Linked DNA regions of Mus musculus: region 2 is linked to region 1. Evidence: chromatin loops called from intact Hi-C (ENCODE). Cell type or tissue: left cerebral cortex. All regions are shown on one strand. Each heading gives the region's core, and the rest is flanking DNA. Links, peaks and the distances in the headings are about the cores only. Region 1 has its middle 110 kb from the start of Gm281. Region 2 overlaps Gm281.

The links. Hi-C counts contacts between places; a loop is a spot of excess contacts. Peaks named below come from ENCODE experiments on the same cell type or tissue, not always from the same donor. Only the 100,000 strongest peaks of a DNase experiment are listed, where the experiment ranks them.
Region 2: it touches region 1 in a loop (2.9-fold over the local background); 2 of 42 quality-filtered maps call a loop at or near these places.

What each region holds. Positions count from the first base shown.
Region 1 is chr14:13,799,006-13,809,791 of GRCm38, reverse strand. No RefSeq gene overlaps it. Among named protein-coding and RNA genes, the nearest start is that of Gm281, 110 kb to the left of the region's middle. In left cerebral cortex, for the core only: no CTCF peak of the experiment used is centred there; DNase peaks (open chromatin) are centred at 4,910 and 5,943.
Region 2 is chr14:13,856,120-13,866,905 of GRCm38, reverse strand. Gm281 reads left to right here. Exons shown (of 15, transcript XM_011244864.1): 7 at 723-919; 8 at 2,483-2,660; 9 at 4,433-4,595; 10 at 5,888-5,990; 11 at 10,142-10,240. Among named protein-coding and RNA genes, the nearest start is that of Gm281, 53 kb to the left of the region's middle. In left cerebral cortex, for the core only: no CTCF peak of the experiment used is centred there; DNase peaks (open chromatin) are centred at 4,556, 5,282 and 5,549.

The DNA.
Region 1 (10,786 bases), core at 1,357-9,356:
GGGTCCTGGCATCAGGGATTGGCTCCCTCTCATGAGATGGCTCTCAAGTTGGACCAGTCATTGGTTGGACACTCCTACAATTTCTGTTTGTTTACTCCAGCTCATCTTACAGGCAGAGCAAATTGTAGGTCAAGGATTTTGTGGCTGAATTGGTATCCCAATCCCTCTGCTGGATGCCTGGCTACAGAAGATGTAGTAATGGCTCTACTTCAGCCATTACTAGGAGTCTTAGCTAGACTCACCCTTGTAGATTCCCGTGAGTTTCTATTGCACTAGGTTTCTACCTTGACCCTAAAATGTCCTACAAGTCCAGTTATCTTTCCCAGAACTCTCATCCTTCATCCCTGCCCTGATCCCTCCTGTTCCCATTCCCACTTGCCTCGAGTCCATAAGTGATATGTAGTATATTTCGTTTTCCCCAGGAGATTCATATGTCTCTCTTGAGACCTCCTTGCTACTTAGCATCTCTGGGTCTGTGAATTGTAGCCTGGTTATTCTTTACTTTACAGCTAATATCCACTTATAAGTCAGTATATATTATGTTTGTCTTTCTGGGTCTGGGTTACTTCATTCAGGATGATTTTTTTCATAGTCCCATTCACTTGCCTGCAAATTTCATTATGTCACTGTTTTTTAATAGTTGTGAAATTGTACCACATAATCTTATATGTACCACATATTTATTGGTGGTGGGATATCTAGGTTGTTTCCAGTTTCTGGATATTAAGAATAAAGCTCCTATGAATATAGTTGAGCAAGTGTCCCTGTTGTATAGTGGGGTATCTTTGGGGTATATGCCCAGGTGTGGGTATTAAGGTAGATCAATTCCCAACTTTCTGAGGAAATAACATATTGAATCCCAAAGTGGCTGTACAAATTTTCACTTCCACCAGTAGTGGAGGAGTGTTCCAATTTCTCCACATCCTCACCAGCATAAACAGTCACTTGTGTTTTTGTTCGTGGCCATTATGACACGTGTTAGACGAAATCCACGATTTACATCTCGCAGTGGCTAAGAATGTTGAACACTTCTTTAAGTACTTCATTTGAGACTCCTTTGTTGAGAATTCTGGGTTTAGATTGGGAACCCCATTTTAAAATTGGATTATATAGTTTGTTGGTATTTAACTTCTTAAATTTTTTACATATTTTGGAAATTAACCCTCTGTCAGATGTAGGGTTGATGAAGATCTTGTACATTTTGTAGGCTGCCATTTTGTCCTATTGATGCTGTCCTTTGCTTTACAGAATCGTTTCAGTTTTTTGAGATCCCATTTTTTAAGTGTTAGTCTTACTTCCTGAGCAATTGGTGTTCTGTTCAAGGCTCAATGTGTTCAAGATTATTCCTCTCTTTTTTATTGATTGATTGATTATTAGATATTTTCTTTATATACATTTCAAATGCTATCCCGAAAGTTCCGTATACCCTCCCTCTGCCCTGCTCACCTACCCATCCACACCCTGGTATCTTGGTACTGGGGCATATAAAATTTGAAATACCAAGGGGCCTCTCTTCCCAGTGATGGCCAACTAGGCCATCTTCTGCTACATATGCAGCTAAGAGATACAAGCTCTGGGGATACTGGTTAGTTCATATTGTTGTTCCACTTATAGGGTTGCAGACACCTTCAGCTCCTTGGGTGCTTTCTCTAGCTTCTCCATTGGGGGCCCTGTGTTCCATCTTATAGATGACTGTGAGCATCCACTTCTGTATTTGCCAGGCAAAGGCATAGCCTCGTACGAGACAGCTATAACAGGGTCCCTTCAGCAAAATCTTTCTGGCATATGCAATAGTGTCTGGGTTTGGTGGCTGATTATGGGATGGATCCCTGGGTGGGGTAGTCTCTGGATAGTCCATCCTTTCGTCTTAGCTCCAAACTTTTTCTCTGTAACTCCTTTCATGGGTATTTGGTTCCCTATTCTAAGGAGGAATGAAGTATCTACCCATTGGTCTTCCCTCTTCTTGATTTTCTTGTGTTTTGCAAATTGTATCTTGGGTATTCTATGTTTCTGGGTTCATATCCACTTATCAGTGAGTGTATATCTAATGACTTCTTTTGTGATTGGGTTACCTCACTAAGGATGATATCATCCAGATACATCCATTTGACCAAGAATTTCATAAATCCATTGTTTTTAATAGCTGAGTAGTACTCCATTGTGTAAATGTACCACATTTTCTGTATCCATTCTTCTGTTGAGGGGCATCTGGGTTCTTTCCAGCTTCTGGATATTATAAATAAGGCTGCTATGAACATAGTGGAGCATGTGTTCTTATTACCAGTTGCAACTTCTTCTGGGTATATGCCCAGGAGAGGTATTGCTGGATCTTCCGGTAGTATTATGTCCAATTTTCTGAGGAACCTCCAGACTGACTTCTAGAGTGGTTGTACAAGCTTGCAATCCCACCAACAATGGAGGAGTTTTTCTCTTTCTCCACATCCTCGCCAGCATCTGCTGTCACCTGAATTTTTGATCTTAGCCATTCTGACTGGTGTGAGGTGGAATCTCAGGATTGTGTTGATTTGCATTTCTCTGATGATTAACGATGTTGAACATTTTTTCAGGTGCTTCTCATCCATTCGTTATTCCTCAGGTGAGAATTCTTTGTTTATCTCTGATCGCCATTTTTTAATGGGGTTATTTGTACGTCTGGAGTCCAGCTTCTTGAGCTCTTTGTATATATTTGATATTAGTCCCCTATCAGATTTAGGATTGGTAAAAATCCTTTCCCAATCTTTTGGTGGCCTTTTTGTCTTATTGACAGTGTCTTTTGTCTTACAGAAACTTTGTAATTTTATGAGGTCCCATTTGTCAATTTTTGATTTTACTGTGTAAGCCATTACTTTTCTGCTGGGGGCTCTTTTTTGGTTGTAAGACTTTTAGTGACTGCTTCTATTTCTTTAGGGGATATAAGTCTATTTATATAGTTTACCTGATATTATTTTAAGTGGTATCTATTAATAAAATTGTCCATTTCTGTTAGATTTTCTAATTTTGTCCAGTACAGTTTTTCAAAGTAATGGTTTTGACCTAATGATTCTTTGTATTTCCTCCATGTCTGTTATATGTTTCCCCTTTTGTTTTTGTAATTTGAATATTCTCTCTCAGCCTTTTAGTTAGATTGGATATGAATTTATCCTTATTGATTTTCTCAACCAACATTCAGTTTATTGATTTGTTGTATTGTTTTTGTTGTTCCTAGTTTATTGATTTCAGCCCTCAGTTTATTACCTGTTGTCTGTGGTCTACTCCTCTTTCTTGTTGTCCACTGCTGTATATGCCATGCTAGCTAGCCTGGTGTGTTTAAAGGTACTCTTGTCTCTGCCTCTTATCTTACTGTAGGAATGTTGGGACTATGTCATGCTACCATGACTAATTTTATGTGGGTTCTGGGGATTTGAACTCAAGTCCTCCCACTTCTGCAGCTGGTGTTTTACCCACTGAGCCAACTTCCTGGAGTCAGTGGTTTTGAGAGATGCTGCTGCTCTAAGTTCCTGTCTACAGATCAGTCCATTCCAGCCAGCACTCCTTCCTTACATTCTCTGAAACTGGGATGCAAATAAACTTCCATCAGGTATTTTTGTCAGAGTTATGAGAAAAGCAATGGCTTGGATGCTCTTTTTGGTTGTAAGACCCAATTAGTTTTCAGCTCTCTCCATGATACTGTAATTATAGTCTTGACTTATTGGCATGTGTTTCTATGGTAGAATTGACAAATGCCTGGCAAAGATGCTCTGCACCTGCTTCATAGCAGACATTACTAATGGATCCCTGCGCGCCTTTTCACTGGGAATGGAAGTACCCGTGGTACTCATGGAGATGTATAATATAGAATGCTTTCAAGGAGTGTTGGGAGCTGAGAGTCCAGCTATTAACACATGGACGTCAACTTTAGTATGGGGCATTGGGCTATACACGACAGTCTGGTCTCCTGTCGAGCTGAGGTCTGAACCCTGGGAACCAGTGTTGATAATTCATCTACATGGGACAGGAGGAGTTCTCTCGTGTCTCCTGGGACTCTGGCTCCTGTTATCGCTTCCACTGCCCCCACAGGAGAAGCATGGCTAGTAGTCATGTAGGCAATGTTCCAAGCTTCTGACCTTCAGGTTATACTCCTCCCCAGTTACCTAGCAACAGTAAAGATAACACCACACCATAAAAAGGGCTGTTTGGCCCCTCCTCACTCTCTTGTTCTCTTGCTCTTATTCCCCTTACACTCTTCTTACTTTCTCCTCTTCTCTCCTCTCTTCTCTCTCCTCCTCTCTTCCTCTCTCTCCCTCTTATTCTCTAGCCTTTCTTCTCTCTCCCTCTCTCTTTTCCCACTTCTCTCCTCTTGGCCATGGCTGGTCTCTCTCTCCCTTTTCACCTTTTCTCTTTCCCCTTGCCTTTCTTCAATAAAGCTCTAAAACCAAAGACTGTCTCTGCTCATCAAGGCCCGCTGCACTTACTCTTGCCTATGTGGGAACCTCTCTCCCTCAGCCCTCTCTCCTATAACCCCGGGGCTACTGGGTGTCATCTCAGGGGCCCCCAGTCAGGGGCTGCCCCTTGTCCACCCCAGTTGAGTGGGGTCAGTGGCTTAGATGCCCACCCGGGGCCAAGTGGAAAGCATCTGGCAGCCCTCCTGCGTCTGCTTGCCCAGAGCATAGGAGGAACTCTGTCTGGATGTGGTCTATCCTCCCTCCTCCTTCCTTCCCCAGCCCCCTTTTAGTTCCCACACTTCAGCTGCACTGGAGTCTCCAACTGAATCTCATCCCTTGCTGTGTCCACTTCCCACTCTGGGTAGCAAAGCTCATTGTGCATTGAGCTTGATTGGAGGGAGGGAAGCTTAGTAGGACCTAGGTGGGTGGATGCAAATCAGGATCTCAGTGGGTGATGAGTCCTCGGGCAGTGAACACATCTGGGAACAGCTTTGAAGATCTTGTTCATTTACTCAATGAGTGGGTGTGGAAAGGGATATTTATGTCCCTGGTGAGGTGAGCAGGATCTCTGAGACAAGGTTTGTATGACTGTATACCATTGGCCAGTGTAGGAATGTTGGAAAATGCTTCATGTACATACTCAGGGGCTGTAGGTTCAGGGGGAGAAAAATCTTATAAGGTCAAACAATTAGTGAAACCTGATAACTGTCAGAGTGGTAAATTCTTATTAGGGTTGAGGGCAGCTGTCTTTCTGGCACCAGGTTTAGATGGAGGAGGTAGCCAACTCCTGATATCCTCATGTTTGAGGTACCTGGGTTTGAAGCTCCCTTGACCTTTCCTCTGTAACTCTGGGCCATTACAGTCCCACAATGCCTTCTCTGGCCCAGTCCTCCTCAGGAGAGTCTGAGCCAGAGTGATAGCTAAGAGAGGGCACTTGTAAGGACACAGATTCTCTAGGCCACTCTGAGCCAGCTCTTTAGGGAAACATTGACTCCAGCACTCTCCAGGTTGGTGGAGGCTATACCAGATTTGCACTGTCTAGTTCTAGCTCTCCCCCTTCTATTTGGAGGTGGTGATAATAAACACCTCATACCTCAACCCCCAGCTCCAGGTGCTTTCAGAAAGCCCAAACTAGAAGTCAGTGCTTACAGACTGGAGCTGGCTCATAGAATTAGCTTCCTTTCCATGCCATCCAAGTATGGATTCTAGTATTGCATGGTATAATCAAAAAGAGGAGAACATTTAAAGACTGTTTAGGCCTGCTGGTTGTGGACGATACAGCCATGTGTCAGTTTGCTATAACAATGACAAAATTAAAACAAAACAAACAAAACAAAACAGCATCTTCAAAGCTTCTAAAGGATTTCCACCATTATCACACACACAGGGTTTCTAAACCTTGGTGCTAAACATTGGGCAGACTTGCTTTGTTCTATGAATCATCAGACAGTTACCAGTATTCCTAGGATCTACCTACTACATGCCAACTATACTCTATGTCTTTCCACCTTGCCAGATGTCTCTCAAAGAGGAAATATATCTACCCATTTGAGAACCACAGCATTAAGTGTTCTGCCTGGGGTGGTAATTTCTAGGAAAAGAAAACCAAACTCTCAGAATGTTTTGAAATATTCCTTTTTTCATAAGCTAAAATCACAGTCAGAGATCTTTTCTTGGAAAAGAGAACATTAGCTCCTTGAATTAATTATCAAACAGATAGAAAGTTTGATTTTGCTTTGAGCACATCTCCCAATTAAGAGGTCAAATTTCTAAGGAGGCTGCTGGCAGGTGTCTGAAATCTCATGGCCTGCTTTTTGCCTCTGATTGGGTCCTTAGGAAGGGCATCTAACTCCCACACAATCTGCAGGATGGTGGTGGCTTCTGCTTTTACAACTAGAAAAGCTACATTTCTCATTCTGTTGAGAGAACTGGGAGCTGGTTTTCTGTGTTCAGGACTAATTTGAAATTGAAGGAGTCCTTCACGTGCACGCTAAAGAATCAGTGAGTTTCTCAGGAACTTTCAAATACATTAGCATTTACAGTGTTTTGGAATCTTTAGAATCAGATGAATTAATGCAAGTGCTTGCTAGTCTGGTCACTCAAAGTTTTCTCTTGACATCTTGTTTTATTTACTTTTAATTTTATTGCATTTATTAATTTGTGTGTGGTGTGTATGTGTGTAGGTCAGAGGACAACTTTTGGGAGTTCTCTCTTTCCAACTCATAGATTCCAGGAATCACATGTAAGTGTATAACTTAAAAGCAAGTGCTTTTATCCACTAAGCTATCTCTCTGGCCTTTTTGAGTAAGTTTTCATATAATACATATCCACTGAAGAACAGATGGCTGGTTGTGGCAATGCATGCTGATAATCCCAGTACTTGGGTTACTTAGATACTTGCCACTCTGGTAATCCCAGAGGCAAGAGGTTTCTAGTTAAAGGCCATTCTAGCCTATATGAAACCCTGTCCTAAGAAAAAAAAAATCAAGGGCTGGGGCTGATCTGTAGCCCCAGTTACAGTTACTCAGTTGGAAGAGTGCTGTCTAGAACACATGAAACCCTGGGTATCACAAGATGAAGGGATAGAACTGATTCCACAAGTTTCCTCTGACATTCACATGTGTGTGTGCACATGCAGGCATGCACAAGAAATGGGTGCACACATACACACTGTAAATAATTTTAAAAGTCAGGACCTGAGGGTGCGGTTCAATGATGGCTCATTTGTATAGCTTGCGGAAGGCACGAGGTTTGACCACTAGCCCCCAATAAGAAATAAAAATAAAGCCTGGGCAGTAGTGGCACATGCGTTTAATCCCAGCACTTGGGAGGCAGAGGCAGGTGGATTTCTGAGTTCAAGGCCAGCCTGGTCTACAGAGTGAGTTCCAGGACAGCCAGGGCACAGAGAAACCCTGTCTTGAAAACCCAAAAACCAACCAACCAACCAACCAACCAACCAAACAAACAAACCAAGAAATAAAAATAAAAAGGAAATAATAACAAAAAGAAAATCTATAAATCAACTAGAACTAGAGAAATTAAAAATTATTTGTATTATTCCCACTTAATGCTAAATATATAGTCAATATTTTGAAAAGTAACATTTTTGCAGTTATGTTCTGTATGCTAAAATTATTATTTGTGATTTAAATTGGATCATATTGAGATAGCTTTCAATTCTGCTTTATTTGGCTCTCTGTGAAAATTAGAATTAGCAATATTCTTGAGATTCTCTCTCTTCTTCCATCCCTCCCTCTCATCTCTGACTAACTTAACTCTGATATCTGAAAGAGATGTCTCAGAAAGTATGAATTATTGTTGAAATTCTTGGCTGGCAGCCCTGTCATCTCCCTCATGTTGGGGATTGAAGGTTAGCTAAAACGATCTTTGCAGATTCTCCTGGAAAAATTGAAGGTGGCCCTGGGAGAAAATCTCTCCTGATCATATAATAGCTACAGTAGACCTTAGATCCTTGAAATAGCATCTACAGATGTTGGCTTCTGGCCTGTGAATGCTGCTTACATCGTTTCAATCAATCTACAGGATTTACAAGGTAATAGAAAATGTTTCCCATAAAAATCAAACTTTTATTTTTATCTGCAGAGGTAAGTTTTTAATAAAAATTATTTGGGTTGATCTTTGAAAGAATGTTTTTCTTTAGAGCAGCAGATTGACCAGCAGGAGTCTTATAAGGTAGTTTTGAATGGTTATAGGACAATAATACCCCATTTGTATGCTGGCAGTTGGTAACAAGAAGTGATCTATTCAAGTAACCTTGAATCAGTTGTTTCTTTTCTCTATACTTTCATATTTTTCCTTAATACAAATACTGTTTTATTTATTTATTTATAAAAAAATTGCCTGGTGTAGCCCAAGATGGTCTTGAACTTGTGATATTTGTGCCTGAGCCTCATGCATGTGACAATTACAGGTAGGCACTACTATACTTGGGTCATATACTGTTTTAAAGAAATTCCAAACAAGTAAGATAAATTTCGAATTTGGAACATAGCAAAGTTGTAGGATTCAAGCCATGTTCTTTGTGCGTAAAGTACTCAGTGTTGCTTGTCTGCATTGCATGCTGTCTAGTTTGCTTTGCTGGGTTTTGGTCAACTTGACACAGATAGAGTCATCTGGGAGGAAGGAACATCAATTAAGAAAATGTCAGCATCAGATTGACGTATAGGTAACTCCATTGGGGTATTTCCTTTGTTAATAAGGGCTATAGGAGGGGTAAGCACACTGTAGGCAATGCTATCCCTGGGAATGTGGTTCTGGGTTATATAAGAAAGGTAGCTGAGCACACTTTGGAGAGCAAGCTAGTAAGCAGCATTCCTCCATGGCCTCTGTTTTGGTTCTTACCTTGAGTCTCTATTCTAACTTCCCTTTATGGTGGACTGTAAGCTGTAAGCTGGAATAACCTTTCCCCCACCTAAGTTGCTTTTGGTAATCATGTTTTAGCAATAGAAAGCAATTGGTGGGGTTGGAAAGCAATACTCATTTATGTAACTGGCCTTCATTCAGTGAGTCAATTTCCATGTCTTACATCATAATGCTTATGAATAAGTCTAAGTACTCCCTTCCACCATCCCTCTTGTTAACTGTGCTCATCCTTTACAGTCAAAAATCCTGACATACCACTCACAGACCCTAAACATTCATCCTTAGTCCTTTTTCTTTCTCTTTTCTAACATTGACTAAGGAAGATTCTCATTTAAAGCAAAGTGGAGGAAATTTGAGGTTGTAATGAAACATATATTCATCTCCAGAGTAACTAATAAAGAGAGCTGTAATTTTGGTACCAGTCCCAATCCTGATCCTCTACCAGAAAATGAAGCAACTTTGTGTGGCTTATTGCAAAGCACATATATTATGAAGACATTGTTCTTTGCACACATTAACTGGGTGTCTATTCTAGAGACCTGCAGACTTTTCCTGTCATGGACAAAGTAGTAGACACAAAGCTTAACTGTCATCTTTATAGCACTTCAATAGCTTTGTCAGTACAGGTTGGAGGAGGACATAGGAGGTGCATAAACCAGGGCCAGTGACTGTATTTTAAAGCTGTACTCATGGATACTGGCAAATGAACTTCATCATGGAATAGCATTACTCTTTTTCTTAACAACTTCAAAATAGAAACACCATATGTAGCTCGTGGGTCAAATCCAGTGCACTAGATAGTTGTCAGCTCTTAGTTTAGGCTATACCAAGCACTATTAACAAATGGGCCTGGCAGTTACTCTCGAGTTTTTATGAAGTTCTTTAGGTTATGTAGACTGGAGTATGCACATACACACACACACACACACACACACACACAACACACACACACACACACACGTCTATACTCAAAACAAGGGGAAATGTTGAGTTTGAGCCTTCTTTTTGCTATAGAAACAATATGACAAATAGGAAACTAACACTGTTGAGTGTCTGAGATGATGGTGACAAGGAAGATATGCAAGAACAAACCTATTTGAATTTAGAGCTTTTCAATATACAAAGAACTTCCATGAATAGTTCATTAGGAAAATGAAGTCACTTAAAAAGTAACACAGCTACAAGAGTAAATCTGTACTTGAAGTTTCATTATATTCTCTATCTCCCAATGACAAGGTGTTATAGGAGAATGACCTACACTATGTTTAAGAATTTGATTGTGTGTTCGTTCCAGTTGCCACCCCCCACCCCCCCACCCCCGCACAATCTTGGGCACAAACTCAGTGGGCCCTAGCACGCCCAGGATCTTGGGATCACTGGGTGAGTGGAACACAACATCTGTTCCAAAAAATCCCAGAGGGTGTTGTGCCATCAGGAGCAGGGACAAAGGAAAGCTGCCAACCAGTGGCTGGGTTTCTTTTTCCTTGGTGCCAGCCCTGCGCCATCTTGGGCACAATCTCGGCGGAGGGTCCAAAGATACTCAGAGGACTCTCCATGCTGCAGGCTCCCTACCATATCCAAGATCTTGAGATCACTAGTGAGTGGAATGCAACATCTGTTCCAAAAAATCCTGAAGGATCTTGTGCAAGCAGGAACAGGGACAAGGGAAACCCACCCAATCAGAGGTTGGGGTTTGTTCTGGTTGGTGCCAGTCACATGCCATCTTGGGCACAAACTTGGCAGGCCATAGTACACCCAGAATCTTGGGATAACTGAGACCAGCCTACACAGGAGAGCACATGGGCGGCAGAAGCAACAGAGCTTCTTAGACAGGGTCCCTTAGGGACTTCATCCTCAGCCAGGAGACAGAGCTGAGACCCAGATATCTGGACAACTTCCCTGCCAGAGGAGAGTTGGCTTCCAGGAAGGGCTCTGACCCCAGGACTCAGGAGGTGGTTCTGAGCTCCAGACTTGGGTCCACC
Region 2 (10,786 bases), core at 1,247-9,246, 57 kb before region 1:
TTCCAGCTCCTGGCTATTATAAATAAGGATGCTATGAACAAAGTGGAGCATGTGTCCTTATTACAAGTTGGAGCATCTTCTGGGTATAGCCCAGGAGTGGTATTGCTGGATGCTCAGGTAGTAGTATGTCCAATCAAAAAAATGATTTCTTAAACCTGAAACTAAAGATAATTTTAAAGTATAAAAATATATTGAAATTGCAAGAAAATAAGGTGTTATTCATGCAATGCATCCTTAACCTCTGAGTTGTGGTTTAGCTATTATTTCTCTTAAGGGAGATTCTAGTCAGTGTTGTAATCAGAGTTTACAGAAGCACATTGAGGTCAGCATCTCGGTAAAGTCAGCACTTATGCAGAAGCATTAAGAGCACAGTGATCATGCATACAAGTTCTAGAGCAAAGAGGTTTGTGATCAACCCTCTCTGGACCACCTCGGTATTTACTTCTGGAATTTCTTTAATTTATTGAGCTATCAGTGTTCACATCTATCAAATGGAGATGAACATGGTCCTGACTTTCTAGGGGAGTGTCTTCAGGGGAGAATGAGTAACCCATAATAAGTCTTAGGATTTTATGTAAACCTATCAGTGTGTGGTTGAGACACTTCTGTCATGAATACGGTCTCCATTGTGCCCCTACACCATTCAGTCTTTATACCTTCAGCACCATAAGGATAGAAAACAGAGCTTGTACCATGCCAATAACATTTTCTTTCAAAACAAGCTTGTTCAATATTGAAAACGGGGTCTTGAGAGTTACCTTCACAAATTCAACTCTGCACCGCAAAGTCAACATCACACTGGATGAAGAAATTCCAGTTGGGAAGATGATTGCAATGTGCCAGGCAACTGATGAAGATAACCTGGGAGGTTTAACCTTTGGACTAGATACAGTGGATGATTATTTTGCAGTGGACAAAGGTAGGTTTAAGAAACTGTATATCTGTCTCCCCGACACATGTGGTTTCTAGAGGGGTATGAGGGAGACTTTGGAAATGTCTGATGAGTAATTCTGCAGGGTCAGCATCTTACTTATTCTTCTGCTAATACATGTCTCGTCACAGCTGTTATGGATATTATTACCTCCTCAATTTACATGCCATTTTAACACATTTTCTTAGACCTAACTCAACTCTATTCTACCTCAGGACCAAATGTTTGTGAGGGAGAGCCTGGTTTGACTTAGGAGAGTTGTCTTTCATTCCGTCTGTGGTGAGGCAGTGCAATACCTGCTCAGTGTAGTAAGCTTGGTTCCCACAGCCTGTCTTGGAATCTGACTGCTTCATTACTTTTTTTTTCTTTACAAGTCCCAGGCTGGACATGAAGAAAGTGTCCATTCATGACTTGGTGTACAAATCCTCTAGCAATTTTCCTTGCTATAGACCAATTCCCTATATGATTTATACTGGCTCACAGGGTTCTTCAGTGATGTGAGGCTCTTGCTGCTACAAGTGGGCACTGGCTTGATGATGAGCTTTTATTGGGAGTGTTTTTCCCCTGCCTTTCTTCCCCATGTCACACTGCCCTGGATTGGCTCCCAAACAATCTGCTTATACTCATGTTCTGATTTGTATGGATCTCTTAGATTGGCTGCCTGTTTTATAGTTTGTTGCTCTGCATTTTTACAGAGCCACTAGTGAGTTTTTGATTACTCAAATTGGGCCATATTTCTTCTCTGTTCAAAAAATCCTTTCAATTTGCTGTTTGCACTTGAAGTTCGGCCCAGACATCTTATGTTACCACTGAGAACCTGCTTCTCTGGCCCTTACCTTGTTCTCAACGCTGCTGCCCTCCCTGAGAACCGCCATGTTGCCTTGATTCTTTCTTCGTTCAATTGTTATTCTGAACCAGTACATAGGCTGTCAGCCTTGAGACCCTGCCCTTGTGTTTTCTAAGTGCCTGATCACTAAACATTATTACCTGTAAAAAAAATCACATTATAGAGCTCATTTCCATTATAATTTTTGTTTTTCTACACATATTGAGGTCTGTATCCAAGCTTAGAATATAAATTCGATAAATATGGAGATTTTCTGTCATAATACTGAATCTAGTAGCTACAATGCATACCTGCTACATAGATGTAGTCAATATTTTTTGGATTTAAGTGATTGATGAATAAGAACAACTTAAGTTCTAGCAGCACTTTTATCTGTGGTTCTCTCTGCAGGGAATCATCCCTCATTTACTAATATTTTCTTTTGCTATGTAACCTTCAAGTCATAGAATGAGGATCTCTTCTAGAGAGTCTTCTTTATTCTTTAAGTGAAAATAACCTTGTTTTCCTACCCATTAACATAATATGATGAATAGCACATTTCAGCAAGAAGTAACTTAGCACTGTTCATTCACTTTGAATTCTCCCCGTAAGTCTAGAGAATAGGGCATACTTTTTACTTTTTTTTCTGTAGTATTACATGTAACAAAGTCATTTTTAAAATGAGAGTCTGGACTTACTGAGCAGGATGTGCTGTTTCGTTACAGAGAAGGGGACCGTGGTTACGACTAACCATCTAGATGTGGAGAAAACTGGCTTTGCAAGTGCTCTGTCCTTCTCTATTAAGGCATGTGATGGTGATCAGAGGTGTACAGTGATTCCAGTGGCTACCTACATTCGTGGCATTAATGACAACTCTCCTTTCTGTGATCAGTATCTCATTCGGTGAGCGGACAATAGACAGAAGCAAGAACTCAGATTGGGCAGAGAGAAGGAAGGACTGTTGTATCTATCAGCTCACTATGACATGTGGCTGATCAAGTTTAATCTTGGTTACTCAGAAATGTTCCTCACAAATAGCCTGGTGGTCCTTCTGTGATTGAAAGTTGAGTTTCCAAGATCTGAAAGTGAGATCTGGGGTTTTAATGGTTCTACTTCTGTCATTAACAGAAGCCCTACTGTTTTGCTTTGTAAAATGGCATGTCAGTAGATCTTTTTGAAAATTGGTTGTGAAGAATTAATGGACTAATTTTGGGGACTGTTTCAGCATAGTGCTGAGCAGCTGCTATGACATAATTTCCCTTATTATGAATCTGCAATTATCACCAGAAATCCTTACCACTGAATAGATTTCTGGTTAAAGATTTTGTTCCTGTCTCAGTAAAATATTTGCCTTATAAGAACAAGGATCTGACTTCAGTACCCATGACACAGATTAAAAAAAACAAAAACAAAAACAAAAAACAAAAAAAAAACCCGGTGTGGTAGCAAGCTTTTGGATACTTAGCCCTTGAGGATGGAGTGGAGGAGACAGGCAGGTCACTGGGACCCACTGGCCAGGCAGACAAGCTTACTTAGAAACCAGTGCAGAAAGTCTGTCCCAAACCAAACCAAACCAAACCAAACCAAACCAAACCAAACCAAACCAAACCAAACCCCCACCACCAAACAAAATAGTGGACAGTGTCTTCTAGCTTTTACCTACATGTGTACATGTGTACATGTGCACACTCATGTACCTGTACACCCATGTGCACCTGCACACACAGCACAAACATATAGACTTTGCCCTTGATTTAAAAAAAAAATAACCTGGTTCATGCACCATACATTGTATAACTCTCTAAGTGAGAACATAATAAATATCCATATTTATATCTCTGACAATGGAAGGAAAATGATCTGACAGTGTGGCTAAAGTTTTGATGCAAAATGCAGGGATAGGATTTGATGCTAAGTAAGTGATGAAGAATTCCAAGTTTCAGAATTGTTGGCTTTTGCGGTATGGAGAAGAGGTGTGCACACTTTTTCATGTGATTATTCTGCTCTTCCTTCTCTTCTCCTACACCCTGGTCATCTGCCTGAGAACTCATCTTTGCTGTTTCTCCTATTATCTCTCTCCTTCCTTAAGACCTTCTGTTGCCCCTAACCTCCCTCTCTATTCATGGCCTATACCTACATCACTCCCCCATATAAAAAGCTAGGAGATACACATAAGAGAGAACTTTTTCTTTCTGAGACTGGGCTACCTCACTTAATACAATAATTTCCACATCAATCTATTTTCCATAAATTTACATAATTTTATTTTTACTTCCAACTAAATAAAATTCCACCAGATATATCCACACTTTATTACTCACTCATTAGTGGATGGACATCGAGGCTGCTTTTATTTCCTAGCTATTGTGATAAGATGAGATGTGCACATATCTCTGTGGTAGGATATAGGAATCTTTGCTCAGAGGTAGCTGAGTCACATAGTCATTCTATTTGAAATTTTTTGAGGGGTTTCCATACTTATTTATCTAGTAGCGATATCAGATTACACTACTAGGAAATAGTTTTCTAAATGATGCTCTAAGGAAGACCTGTCTGCTCCAGGATTATCAAGGCCCATACATAGACCTTATCAAAAGTGATGTTTAAGGGGGAATGCATTGCATTATAAGAGAATGCTTATATACATTGATTTTTCTTCTTGAACAATTAAACAGGTACATAGGCAAGGAGGAGATTGCAAAAGACACAGTTGTTGCTAAGCTCTCATGCCATGACCTTGACAAACCTCCTGATACAATTCATTATGCTCCAAGTTCTGGCCCTGTAGGTTCTGGACAACTATTTGAGCAAGTGCCAGATACCAAAAATTTCATTCAGGTAAGTCCCAGTGGCTGTTATTCCAGGGTCTTTCCCAAGAAAATGGAGTCAGGTCATGGCAAATTGGATCGGTGCTAGTAGGTTCCAAAGGAGGAGAAGAGTAGAGGAGAATTCTGGGCTCTTCTGCTGTCATACCAGAAGGCACTTGGAATGCTTTTGTTTCTACCACCAGTTTCTCCTTTTATAATTATCACAAAACAATGAACTTTCTACTTAGCTGGGGAAAGCAGAAGCTAAGAACACATGCTGATTTCCTTAGAGGTCAGTCTGTATGACAGCATGTTTGACAATGCTCTCCTAGCATTGGAAGTCAGTGAAGTCAGCTCCTCTTCAAGAGAGACATACTTTCTACTGGCAGAGTATAAAGACTGCAGGTTCTTTTCTTTCTCTACTCATGATTTTGACGAAATTCCTTTTCCTAAGTCCCAATTTCCATTTCCAGGGCATTTATTTCATTGTGTTATTCTGTGATAGCTTCCATAGCTCCTTACCCCATGCCTCAGTATCACCAACTACCCTCATGTAATTCCTCCTGTTAACCAGAAAATATGGTTGAGAAACCCACAGGTGAACTCTTTCTTTCTCTTGTTCTCACCCCACATTTTTTTTTGACAAAGTCTATAGCTATAAGGCAAGTTCTTACATGACTGTGAAGTTTTGACATTTGGGCACAGAACCAGGTACATACTGTGTCAATACTCATTTTGTAATTTTGTAATACAAACCTGAAGTGTCATTATTTAGGCATGTCTTTCCACACACTGTTCATTCAAAATATTTCAATGATTTGCCTATGGCAACACAATTAGCATGCAATGTAGGTTATGAGCTATATAGTCTTCAATGCTGGAATGATCCATCTAAAATTAAGCTCCTCCAGAAGGGAGTGTGGTGTCCTGTTGCTCCACCCAAATGTTCATTTATATATCTTAGCTGCTGCTGAACTCACACATTCTGAAATGTCATCCTAGGAAATGAAAATGGCCAAAACACTCAGTGTTTTCAGACTGACTTCTTAAAGCATGTACATTAGAAATTTTGGCTCTGAGCCAGTGGATAAAGGCACCTGCTTAGCTATTTATGTTCCATCCCAGGTATCTGCAATGTGAAAAGAACAGACTCCTGAAAGTTCTCCTCTGACTGCCATACACAAATCATAGCCTCTCTCTCTCTCTCTCTCTCTCTCTCTCTCTCTCTCTCTCTCTCTCTCTCTCTCTCTCCTCTTTCTCACACATGTAAAAGAGATTAAAAATTCATTTTTCTGAAATAATGAAATAATGTTGTTCTATAAGGTTACCAAAGATCTGGATTATGAAAACCCAGAGGTGGTTGCAGCAGGGCACATGTATGAAATGATGATTTCAGTATTTGATGACCTACATCCATCTCATACAGGTAATCATTATAAACTGTTCAAGGCTGGTCCGTGTGCTATAAACATTCATCACATTAGGAATGAGATAGACTGATGGTGGAAGTTTCCATCACTGGGAAGACTTTATATCTCTTAGCAGCATCTTAAATAATATATAATTCTTATGTCATGGTCTGGCTAGAGATCTTAGCATTAAAAAATGCAAGAGAGTATGGGTTCTTGTTAAGATTCTTCTGTATATTTGTAAATATATAAATATTTATATTGTATATGATATATAATATATTTCTTTATACTATCAATTGATCATATATATATATTTGATTCTTTATGCTAAATAATACCAAATACATCTGACTTGATATCAGGCAATCTGAAGTGCACACATATAGGTAATTGTTGCCTTAAATATATTTTACTTGAATGATATTGTAAGATGTAATGTTGTTATTAAAGCAAGCAATGAGCTACTTGACAATTTCTACAGTTCCTGAGCCCAAAGAATGTGCCGGGCATGGTTACTGCTTTCTCACATAATGTTGTGTCAAGACTTTTCCACCATTTTGTGCCAGCCTATGATAAATAAGCCTTTGATGCAGTGAGATTCAGTTTGCTAAGACTGCATGATTATAAAATTCTTGGCACTTAGAGATTTAATAGTTGCAATTTTGCTGACTGTGAATTACTATTCTTTTGACATATTTGAATCAGGTGCTAAGGATCCGGAGCAAAATGATTAGGAGTTGGTGTGCTAAGTAATCTCCCTGATTCGTACTTTTGGTAAAATGAAAGTATATACTGAGTTTCCTAAGGGGTTGGTACTTGTTCAACAATTACACATCAGGAGTTTTAGACTATTTTGGAGGGAATTGGGCTACAGAGAACATACTCAGAGTTTTCAGGTTACAAGCACCTCTCCATTACTGGTAAATCAAAAGTCACTGGAGGAACTTTAAGTTTAATCATAGAAAGGTACTGTCTGGTAATAAAGAACCTGGAATAAGGGCACAGTTGGGTTTTGTTCTCTTGTGAGAACTCTGAATCATTGCTGGTGGTTGCCTTGATCATTGGGTTGAGTGGGATTTGAAGCAAATAAGAAAGAGTATATTGTCTTTCATCGATGCAGAAGGGTGGAATAAGTCTGAATTGGAATCAATACACCTAGGATGCTTTCAATCTCTCCTGAATCAATGATGTAAAAATCTTAGTTGAGTTGTTGTGATTGGATATAAAATGATACCCACAGGATTGTGTTTGAATACTTTATCCCCAGATGGTAACACTGTTTTGGGAGGCTGTGGATCTTCGGGAAAGTGCTTGTCACTGGGGTCACTGGCAGTGTGTCATGGGAGTTATATCTTGACCCTACTTTCTGCTGTCTTTCTGTTTCCTGATCTGCTGAGACATGAGCAAGCATCCTCCACTTCCTCCTACCACACATTCTCAACTGTAACCAAGAGTCAAAATCCTTTCTCATTAATTTGCTTCTTTTGAGTATCTTTATTGCAGTGATTAGGAAAGTAGCTAACATGGTGGCTAAGTTAAAATGGTGGTTTGTAGACTTACCCAGCTACCAAGAGAAAATGCTATTTTGGAGGCAGGAATCAAAGCATGACATCTTGCCCAGAAATATTCTTGAATTTTTGAAGCTATTGGTAGAACATCATGAAGAAGTCTATCATATAGGCCAAAGTGACCTTTTAGGATGGATTTTTTTTTTCTTGTAGCTAGATAACTTGCCCATTTCACCAGATTTGAACCTTTCTTGAACAGGGCAGAGAAAAAAAAAAAACAAAAAACAAAAAACATCTTTTTCAGTAAGATATATTCTCTGGTCTTCACTTGTCAACATATTCACAGTAATTGCTCATAAAATATGCTTACAACATTGCACATTTCACTCCTGTTCTATAGGTCCACTTATTCACACAATTTGAAGTCTTTATGGTTGCAATAAAAAAATCATAGTACCGTAGAGTTGTAAAGAGCACAACTATTATTGAAACATATACATTTTTGTTTTTGATTTACTTGATTTATTGAAAGAAATATATGGGTCTAAAGTAAATTATTTGCATTTGTAGAGCAAAATGCTTTAAACATTTTAGGGATCATTTTTACTGTTGAGATTGTGATGAAAACTGTAGAGGCAATCCTTGAAAGTGAATATAGTAGCATATGTTAGAAGCTAAAGCATGCCATTAACTTTCTGAAATAAAGGTCATATAGATCTCAGACTGAATTTTACTATTTGTCGTATGTCACACAGACTTTAGGGGAGGCAATATACCAGAATTCTTTTGAACATGAGTGCTATAGATAGATGCTAGAGGAGAACTTCATGGTCAAACAAGTCTGAGAAGAATGCTTGCCTGGAGATTCAAAATAAACACTAGCATAGCGGAAACCCAAAGAAGTCTTGCCATAAAAGCCTCTTTAATTTTTATTTAATTGAGGACTTCGTATTTGGCACATTCATATCTCAAAGATGTTAGTGGCCATTATAGCTTGTTCTGGCATCTACTCCTTTGTAATATTAGAATTTTCACTTTTGTAATATTAGACCATGAACAGTTCTGTTCATCTCATTCTTTTTCTTTTTCTTTTTTCTCATTTTTTAAAATATTTATTTATTTATTTATTTATTTATTTATTTATTTATTTATTTATTATATGCGTGTATTGTAGCTGTCTTCAGACACTCCAGAAGAGGGCATCAGATTTTTGTTATGGATGGCTGTGAGCCACCATGTGGTTGCTGGGATTTGAACTCAGGACCTTTGGAAGAGCAGTCGGCGCTCTTAACTGCTGAATCATCTCACCAGCCCCTCAGTCTTTTTCTTGTGAAACTGTGGCAGTTATACCAATGTTCCTGTTTTTGTCTTGCATACTATATTCTAATTTTACTCTAAAATATTTTCCTACTTTCAAGTTGCTTCATTTTATGTTTTAATATCAAAATATTTCTTTTCAACATCTCTCTAATAGGCTACCTTAGCTTGTTACCCAAAGCACAGAGTTCCTTCTTTTACTGGCAGTGCACAAAAATTGTAACAAATCTTTAATTTATTTTTACTACACTTAATGATATAATTGTATGTGTGTGTGCAGAGGGGTAGGACATGCCATAGTGTGCATGTGGAGGTTAGAAAACAACTTGCTGGTGTACAGTCTCTCCTTCCACCATGTGAGTCTTGAGATTGAATTTAAGTCTTCAGGCTTCGGATCATGCATCTTTCTTACTGAGCAACCTGGCTGGCCAGAGATACCTCCTTCTGTGGTAACCTAGTATCCTTTGAAAAAATTTTTGATCATAATTTTCTTTGTCTTATATTTATACTATTTATACTATTGTGTAGGAGATGGACAGTGGCTTGATTGATTGATTGATTGATTGATTGATGAGAAAACTGAGTTTCCTAGAAGTGGATGATGGCTTAAAGACACAGAATTTATGTTAATTCTGAACATTAAACATGGGATTTCTGAGACAAGCTTTAAAAGCATAATGTAGGACATCACAGACTGATTGGAGTGTCACCTCAGCTAACTAATGGAAGAATTGTTCCAAAGAAATTTGTAATAAACTCTCTTGTAGAAAATATGCTACAATATTATGCATAAATATATTATTATACATGTATATGTGTTAATAAAATAAAATATAAAACATAATACCGTAGACATTTTTGCTAAACTGTTTTGGCTAGCCAAGGAATTCATTTGGATATTGTCTTATGTTCCTTGTTGCTGTCACAGATATTTGATAAGAAGTAACAGGAGGGATGATTGGCTCATGGTTTGAAAAGATATAGAACACTAGGAGATAGTAAGGGTGGCAGTAAGAATTGAATGAAGCAAATTACATTGCATCCTCAACCACATAGCAGAGACTAAACAGGAAGAGGAGCCCTGTTATAAAACCTCAACCCCCCTTCCCTTTTGTCCAAGGACAATCCTCTTTCTAAGGATCCTACAGCCTTCTCTAATGGCACCATCACTTAGGAACCAAGTGTTTTAATACATGAGTGTGGAAACACCAATCATTTGGAGGTAGAAAGACTCCTGCTGTAGTTTCATAATTCTTCTCTAATTCTGATACTGGGGACATGTTTCAATAGTTTGTAGAGTAAATTGACAAAAGGTATTAATTTGTTGTTCAATTTTACAGTGACGGTGACAATCCTTGTGGAGATTGCCCCTGAGAATGATTTCAGCCCCAAATTTCAAGCCTTGCACTATGTATTTTCAGTTCCAGAAACATCAGAAGGTAAAAATATTCTAAGGTATTTAACATTAAAGCATACACAAGGAAACACATACCAGATGTCTGCCGAGGAGCTGATGGAAAAGGAACATGAGCATTTATAGAACATAAGCAGGTATAGGAGTGTGGTTGGACATAACACCTTCAGAGGAGTTTCTCTTTACTGGCAATGCTCTTGAACATCATGCTCATGAACTCCCAAAGGCTAATTTGATATTTGATGTCAGTTTTAGGATTTGCTTTTGTTGTGGACAAATGCACATTACTGACTTTACTTCATTTCTTATCCTTTGTCTCCAAACTATGACTAAGTGTCAAGAAATAGGAATAGTGTGGTTATTATCCATATAATCCAAATATCATGCCCAACTAGGGTAAAGGTTTTAAGTCTAAGGTTCTATCTCTGTTTTTAATTAGATATGTGTTAGGACATAGTGGTTAACCTCATTTTATTTGGAAGACACAACAATGGTAATAGTTGTAGTTCTGTCATCTAAGATGGAAAAATATCCCTTCCTCAGAATCTCTGGATAGTAAGTCCTCCAGGCT